2 separate regions of the Homo sapiens genome follow, and region 1 is linked to region 2. Evidence: read pairs that join two places in POLR2A ChIA-PET (ENCODE). Cell type or tissue: PC-3. All regions are shown on one strand. Region 1 has its middle 30 kb from the start of MIR4452. Region 2 overlaps PTPN13 (protein tyrosine phosphatase non-receptor type 13).

What was found. ChIA-PET counts read pairs that join two places held together with the same protein. Peaks named below come from ENCODE experiments on the same cell type or tissue, not always from the same donor. Only the 100,000 strongest peaks of a DNase experiment are listed, where the experiment ranks them.
Region 1: POLR2A ChIA-PET joins it to region 2 with 23 read pairs; 2 of 35 experiments call an interaction of 5 or more read pairs at or near these places.

What each region holds. Positions count from the first base shown.
Region 1 is chr4:86,511,006-86,515,005 of GRCh38, reverse strand. It overlaps a transcript of MAPK10 not described here. Among named protein-coding and RNA genes, the nearest start is that of MIR4452, 30 kb to the left of the region's middle. In PC-3, no CTCF peak of the experiment used is centred here; a DNase peak (open chromatin) is centred at 2,165; H3K4me3 peaks cover 288 bases; H3K27ac peaks cover 2,383 bases.
Region 2 is chr4:86,719,021-86,723,020 of GRCh38, reverse strand. It overlaps PTPN13 (protein tyrosine phosphatase non-receptor type 13), which reads right to left. Exons shown (of 48, transcript NM_080683.3): 10 at 587-809. Among named protein-coding and RNA genes, the nearest start is that of PTPN13, 130 kb to the right of the region's middle. In PC-3, no CTCF peak of the experiment used is centred here; no DNase peak of the experiment used is centred here; H3K27ac peaks cover 360 bases.

The DNA of each region.
Region 1 (4,000 bases), 210 kb after region 2:
TGTGAGGTGGGGGTGAGGAATAAAAGACTACACATTGGGCACAGTGTACACTGCTCAGGTGATGGGTGCACCAAAATCTCAGAAATCACACCTAAAGAACTTATCCAAGTAACCAAGCACTACCTGTTCCCCCAAAACTATTGAAATAATAATCACTTTCAAAAATAGAAGTAAACCCCACACACATTGATTATTTTACACTTAGTATGAATTACACAAATAATACATGAACAATGCTTCTTTCCCCAGATTGAAACTTCACAGAAATGATGAAACTTTTCTTTGACTAGCACCACAGCCATAATCTCTTACTTCCTCCTAGCAGTAATCATAGTTGTAGGTTTGTGGATGCTTCTGAATATTATTTAAGCTGTAATATACATGTAAATGTACACATAGAAAATTGATTGTTACTTCTTGTAAACTTGAGTAGAGGTGTATTATGTATGAGAGTGTTTTAAGTACACTATTGTCTACTTAAAAAACCAATAGAGGGGACTCTCTAAAAGAAAACATTTATTTAGGAATGGGGCTTTGCAATGGAAATATACATACCATAGTAAACTATGTATATATTCAGAGAGGTAAAGGAAGACAAAGATTTTTAAAGGAAAAATGACAATTGTATAATTGTTTTGTGATAATTAGTTTTGGCTACAAGGATCAATACAAAGGGTGGTGCCAATCTGAGGTTGGAAGGGCAGTTGCTGGGCAGATGTTCTTACAAAAGTATTTTTTGTGTGTAGGGTTGTGATAACCTTTCTGCAAATTTGTGGGTTTTTTTCAGAGCCTTTTGTGATAGTTCTTGTTATGAGGGCTTAGTGCGTGAGAATTCTGTCTTCATGGCTTTCCCCAAGTCTATTTTTTTAGTTTTTAACACTAGTGACTCCATTTTGATTCTGACAACTTTCACATTTCCCCCTTTGGATCAGGATCTTTCTCCAAAGCGTCACTGATGAATCATCCTGTAGTTAGGGTTTGATTGTCCTTCAGTCCTGGGATAGACCAGTCCTGGTTTGGTCTGGTCTTCCCATGTTTGAGGGAAGTGGTTGGCAAGTAGGAGTCAGTATCAGAACATTTTTAGCCACATTTGAGCAACAAGGGAGCTTAGGAGGGAGTGGCTTTCAGGCTAAGGCTACCTGGAATCCATTGTTAAGTTAATTTTGTCAGTTCCATAGGTCTTTGTTATCATCTCAAAGTGCGTGGCCAGTATTATTCTATCAGGAGTCATACTTCTCCAAAAACTTAACAAGCAATAGGTATAAGGTTTTAAAAAGGGAAAATGCAAAGTAAATTAATAAGCTTAGTTTGTATAAAAGTTTTGAGTCATGGACTAGGCTTAAAGGCTACTACTTGAATAAATCAAGTAGTAGGATTGTGGGAAATCCTACTGTGGGAAATTAAGTAAGACTTGTAACCATGTGGCCTGTTTTCTCCTTTTGTGTTTATGGATCTCAACTTTCCCAGAGGAATATACCCAGGTACAGCATGTAGTATTAGCAATAGCTACAGACATCTCCTTATTAGCCAATAGTTAATATTGAGCAATTTTGTCATCTAATATCTTATGACTGGATTTAATGAAAGCAGAGAGTGATCAATCATTGTACTGGGGATGATGCCAAAGTCATCTACTAGGTGGACTAAAGGATCTCCTTGCTTGGGTGTGGTGGTTCATGCCTATATTCCTAACTCTTTGGGATCCCAAGGCAGGAGGATCACTTGAGGTCAGGAGTTCAAGACCAGCCTGGGCAATATAGTGAGATCCTGTCTCTACAAAAAGTAAAAAAATAAATTGAGCATAGTGGTATGTGCCTGTAGTTCTAGCTACTTGGGAGGCTGAGATGGGAGGACTGCTTAAGCACAGGAATTTGAGGCTGAAGGGAGCTATGATTGCATCACAGATTAGGACCCATCTCTAAAAAAAAAGAAAAGAAAAGAAAAAAAGGATGTTCTAGGATAGGTTCTGTCAAGTTACCAGCAGAAGGTTCTGATTGTTAACTTTTAATGTCACCATTATCTTGCCAAGTGAAAAAGGTGGGCATTAAGAGAGGTAAGAGTCTCATTATGATATGGAGGGTTGTTCTGAGGTCTTGGGAAAAGCTGTCTGAGGAATGAAGACATTAACTTCTTATCCTGGTTTGCAGTTTCAATGTCCCTGGCTATGGCATCAGGTGGTTTGTTTAACTTTCTGTGTGACACATCCATCAGTCATGAAACTTATCCCTTAAAATTCATCTAGTTTTAGTTTTCAGGGCTTCAGAACAAAAGAGGTCTCATTTTTAGTAATTCCATGGGAGAAAGTTGAATTGGAGGACTCTAGAAGAATTCAGGATATAGTCTAGTCTGTAGGTAGATAGCAAGGACTCAAAAACAATGCACAAGGCTACAGTCTAATAACACATATATTATAGCTTTTCTTTAGAAACATAAGTTTTTATCTCTATATTGATCACATGAAAATCTCAGATTTAAAACCTTTTGAGGCTAGGAAGTCAAACCAAGGTAGATTTTAGGTTTTACCTACCATCTTAAGGTTTTTGGGGCCTGCCAGGAAGTGACAATATTTACTCACTCACTATAAGGCTGGAAACCCTTGAAACCAGGCATTCTATGCACGTTCTCAAATATGATATTCCAGTCAATGCCTTGGTAATATAGCCAATGCTTCCAATTGTATTCTGTTATAAAGAGAAAGTAGATTTTTACTGAACTTATCCAAATAACCATACAGCCATAAGAATACTCATGAAGAGTTTCCAAATTTTGGAGGGATCAAGTAAGAAGAAAAAGTAAATATTTCCACCTTTGTTCTCAAAAGTATGCTTTACCGTATTGCTTTAAACTATAGATAGCTTAAGAAAAAAGTTACCTTAAATTTGGAAAACAAAACACTTAGGAGTCAAAAATCTTTCAAATTAAAGTCATAAAAACATTATCTTCAGCAGTTACTTAATGTCATGTAATTTTTGTTCTGCTTGATCTTGATGAGTAGTTTCATGAATTCAGCAGTTTCTTCATTAGAATTCTAAAAAAATTAATTAATCAACTTTAGTTATTAAAATCTGTATTTTAATTCTTCTTCTTTTTCCTTCCTCCTCATTCTTCTCCTTTCTTCCTTCTTTCCTTCCTTGTTCCCTCCCTCCTTTCCTTCATTCCTGCTCCTTCCTTCCTTCTTTCCTTCCTTCCTTGTTTCCTTCCTTCCTTCCTTTTCTTCTTCTCCTTCTCCTTCTTTCTCTTCCTCTCTCCCCTCCCCCTTTCCCTCTCGCTCCCCCTCCTGCTCCCGCTCCTCCTCCTCCTCCTCCTTCTTCTTCTTCCTGTTCTTCTTCTTCTTCCTCTTCCTCCTCCTCCTCCTTCTGTATTCTTCTTCCTTCTTCTTTCCTCTTCCTCCTTCTGTATTCTTCTTCCTTCTTCTTTCCTCCTTGTTTTTTCTTTTTTGAAGACAAGATCTGGTTCTATCGCCCAGGCTGGAGAGCAGAGTGGTGCGATCATGGCTCACTGCAACCTCACCTCCTGTGCTCAAGCCATCCTCCCACCTCTGCCTCCTGAGTAGCTGGGATTACAGGAATGTGCCACCACACCCAGCTGATTTTTTATTTTATTTTATTTTTAGTAGAGACAAGGTCTCCCTACATTGCACAGGCTGGTCTCGAACTCCTGAGCTCATGCAATCCACTCACCTTGGCCTCCCAAAATGTCTCCTTACATTGCCCAGGCTGGTCTCGAACTCCTGAGCTCATGTAATCCACTCACCTTGGCCTCCCAAAATGTTGGGATTACAGGCATGAGCCACCACACCCAGCCGAAACCTGTTTTTAAAATAAAAAAAAATTGATGTATAATAGTTGTCACATTTTTGGGGTACATGTGGTATTTTGATACCTGTATACAATGTGTAATGATCAAATCAGGGTACCTGGGATATCCATCACCTCAAACATTCATCTTTTGTTTGTGTTGGAAATAGTACAAATTTTCTTTTCTAGCTATTTTGAAATAC
Region 2 (4,000 bases):
ATCAACTAGAAGAACAGATACATAAAAATATCCACCCACAAGATACAAGATACAGACTTGGTCCTTCCTGTCTTTGGATACTGTAAATGTGAGGATATGATGTTTGGAGCTAATGGAGTCCTCTTTTAACCAGAAAGTGAATTATTACTAAAATTCTGAGAATCACAGAGCAGCAAGATGAAATGCACTTGATAACATTCTTGAACTTTGGAATTAACCTTGAACTTTCCATGTCTGATCTTCTCAATATATGGAATAATAAATTTCTTAATATGAAAAAATAATCCCCCACAATAATGAAGATAGCTAGTTAACTTTAAGGATTATGAATATACTTTTAAAGTATATAGTTAGGACACTCTAAATTCATCTAAGTTATTTTTTAGATAAAATAATGAAAATAGCTAAATGTTTATTTTAAAATCAACCAAAAAGATATTTAATCCCAGTGGAAATGAATATGGGATTTCAGTTTCATCTACAGGTAACTTTAGATGGATACCTGTAGCAATTTTTAAAAGTACTTTGCCCAAGAGTTCCCTGTGAGAGCAGGTTTAGATGTGTAGTAACCTGAGAATCAACTTACCCTCAGTTTTCTTTGAGTCATGGCTGTTTCTAGGGCAATTTCTCTTAACGGATCCCTGGTGATGTCAAGCATGGACGCTTTGATTGTGTCTCCTGGATATAGGCTCAACCGAGACTGTCTAAGGGCCATTTTGGCTTGTAGCTGCATCAGTTCTTCCTCTTGCCGTTTTAGCATGATCTCTTGATTAATTAAGTTGCCTTCAAAGGGTGTTTCATATTGTCTGCTATATAGAAAAGAGGAGACAGGTGAGGATTGGGAGGAAAACAATTGTTTTAAGGCTAATCAAGCAAATTTCATTTTAAGTAAGGTTGCAAGAGTTTAAACAAATTTTATTTTCCCATCTCAGAAGAATCTTTACATTACACAGTATGGTATGAAGAAATATATAGGCTGGGCATGGTGGCTCATGCCTGCAATCCCAGCACTTTGGGAGGTGAAGGCGGTTGGATCGCTTGAGTCCAGGAGTTCGAGACCAGCCTGGGCAACATGGTGAAACCCTGTCTCTACAAAAAAATACAACAAATTAGCTGGCCATGGTGGCACACACCTGTAGTCCTGGCTACTCAGGAGGCTGAGGTGTAGAATTGATTGAGCCTGGGGGTAAGGGGGTTGAGGCTGCAGTGAGCTGGGATGGTATTACTGCACTCCATCCTGGGTGACAGAAGAGAGGAGAGGAAAGGAGAAAAGAGGGGAAGGGGGAAGGGGGAAGGGGAGGGGGAGGGAGAGGGGGAGGGAGCGGGGGAGAGGGAGAGGGGAAGGGAAGGAAATACATATATGATCTTTGTCCCCAGTTCCTGACAAAGAGCTCCTAAAACCCTTGAAGTCTCTTGGGTGTTAGGAGCCTCTTGTTCTAGTAATGAAACTGATCATACTACCTATATAAAACAGAATTTGGACATTACTCCCCGTTCTCCCTATCCCCTTAAGTAGCCTTATTTTTCTTCAAGGCACCATCATTATATGGCAGTATATTATTTACTTGCTTTTTCATGGTTTATTGGCTACTTCTCATTTCCCTCAAGGGACTTTCTGTGTTGTTCACAACTCTATCTCCAGTATCTGAAAGCACCTAGTACATGGCAGGTGCTCAATGATTACCTGTAAAGTCAATAACTGAATGTAATTTTATGGCCCTCTCTCACTTAAGGGGAGGGTCAAAGATAATAATAAGACCTTGAATCTGCACATTTAAACTCAAACCTGTTATTTTCATAAAATATTACAGTCTTTTAGCTAAAATTATTTTACAGCAGAGCTACTAAAAGGTAGCAAAATAATTATCATTGTTATCTCTCCAAATATGATATCTAACCAAAACTTCTATAAAAACTGCAAAGTTTGAGACAAAAATCAAAAACAAAAACAACTCTGTTTGGAGTCAGAAACAAAGGTTACCTCAACAAGCAGAGAGGCACAGAAGCAGTGGGAATGTACTACGTATAAACTTACTTCAAAAGCTAGTACATAAAAAGGCTTAGAAATTCTCTTTGGAAACTACTTTGAATGCCCTTTTTGGTCACTGAAAGACGCTTTTGATAGCTCAGTATAAAAAAATTACTCATTCTGCTGCATCTGACTCATAATTTCCTGTTAATCTCCCCCCATCCCACTATGGTACAAATCAATAGCACTCTCTGGATCTGTTTTGCCATTTTATTCTAGCTAAAGGGAATAGAAACTTTTGTCAAGAAGCATGCAATATGTACAAATACAGCACTATTCATAGATTTTACAAATGTGTGACCTAAAGAAGAAAACAAGACTCCTGATTACGTACCAGCATGTTAGGGATATTATCAGAGTGTGTTCTGCAAGTGAATAGGAATTTGGACAGTATTTTAAGCTAATATGTATTTAAGTGGGCAGAAAAAAGATGGAACTAGTTAAAAGAAATAGAGTTTAGCAACTTAACATTAGATAATACATACATACAACTAACAATCTACTTCCTGAAATATTTTTCTTTCACCTAAACCTATATCTAACTCAGATGCTATGAATACCACATGGGCTTTTTCTCCCCATGAAGTATGAAAAAAAAGACAGTTTACCCCTTAAACATAGATTTGACAAATATGGCGGCCTTAATGTTTCCTTGAATAAAATCTGGAAACAATCAAAATTAGGATTCTCTCATAACCTTGACATTTTTGAGGTTCCTTATCAAGAAAATTAACATAAGGCTCCCAAAATGATTTAATTTCGCTTGAATATGTTTTAAAATTTAAAAATCCAAACCAAATGGGCTGTAAATCAATTGTTAACACATATCCCAGTGCTTCTTCAGGTGTTATCTCTATTTCAGTTGTTTATATTAAAAGCAAGAGTTTTCAATTGGCTAAAGTGGGCATAATAGTAACTACTCATAGGTTCCAAATTAGATGCATAGAGAAAAGTCACTTCTAAAACACATTCTCCCTCAATTCAACACTGAGCTTAGTGCAATTCAATATTGGCTTACTTTTGTTGTTCATCCCCACATGCTTTTGCTTCATTAGAAAAACAGAGTAAACAGACAACCTACAAAATGGGATAAAATATTTGCAAACTATGCATCTGACAAAGGTCTAATACCCAGCATCTACAGGGAACTTAAATTTACAAAAGAAAAACAAACAACTCTATTAAAAAGTGGGCAAAGCACATGAAAGACACCCTTAAAAGAAGATATACATGCAGCCTACAAGCATTGAAAAAAGCTTCATATCACTGATCATTACAGAAATGCAAATCAGAACCACAATGAGATACCATCTCACAACAGTCAGAATGGCTATTATTAAAAAGTAAAAAAATTACAGATGCTGACGAGGTTGCAGAGAAAAGGGAACACTTACACACTGTTGGGAGAGCAAATTAGTTCAATCATTGTGGAAAACGATATGGAGATTCCTCAAAGAGCTAAAAGCAGAACTACCATTAGACCCAGCAATCCCATTACTGGGTATATACCCATAGGAATATAAATCACTCTACCGTAAAGACACATACACACGAATGTTCACGGCAGCACTATTTACAATAGCAAAGAATGGAATCAACCTAAATGTTCAGAATGACAGATTGTATAAAGAAAATGTGGTACATATACACAATGGAATACTATACAGCCATAAAAAAGAATGAGATCATGTCTTTTGTGGGAACATGGATAGAGGTGGAGGCTATTATCCTTAGCAAACTAATGCAGGAACAGAAAACCAAATACCACATGTTCTCACTTGTAAGTGGGAGCTAAATGATAAGAACTTCTGAACACAAAGAAGGAAACAACTGATACTGGGGTCTACTTGAGTGGGGAGAGTGGGAGGAAGGAGAGGAACAAAAAAGATAACTGTTGTGTACTGGGCTTAATACCTGCTTGACAAAATAGTATGTATACAAACCCCTGTCACGTGTTTATATAACAAACCT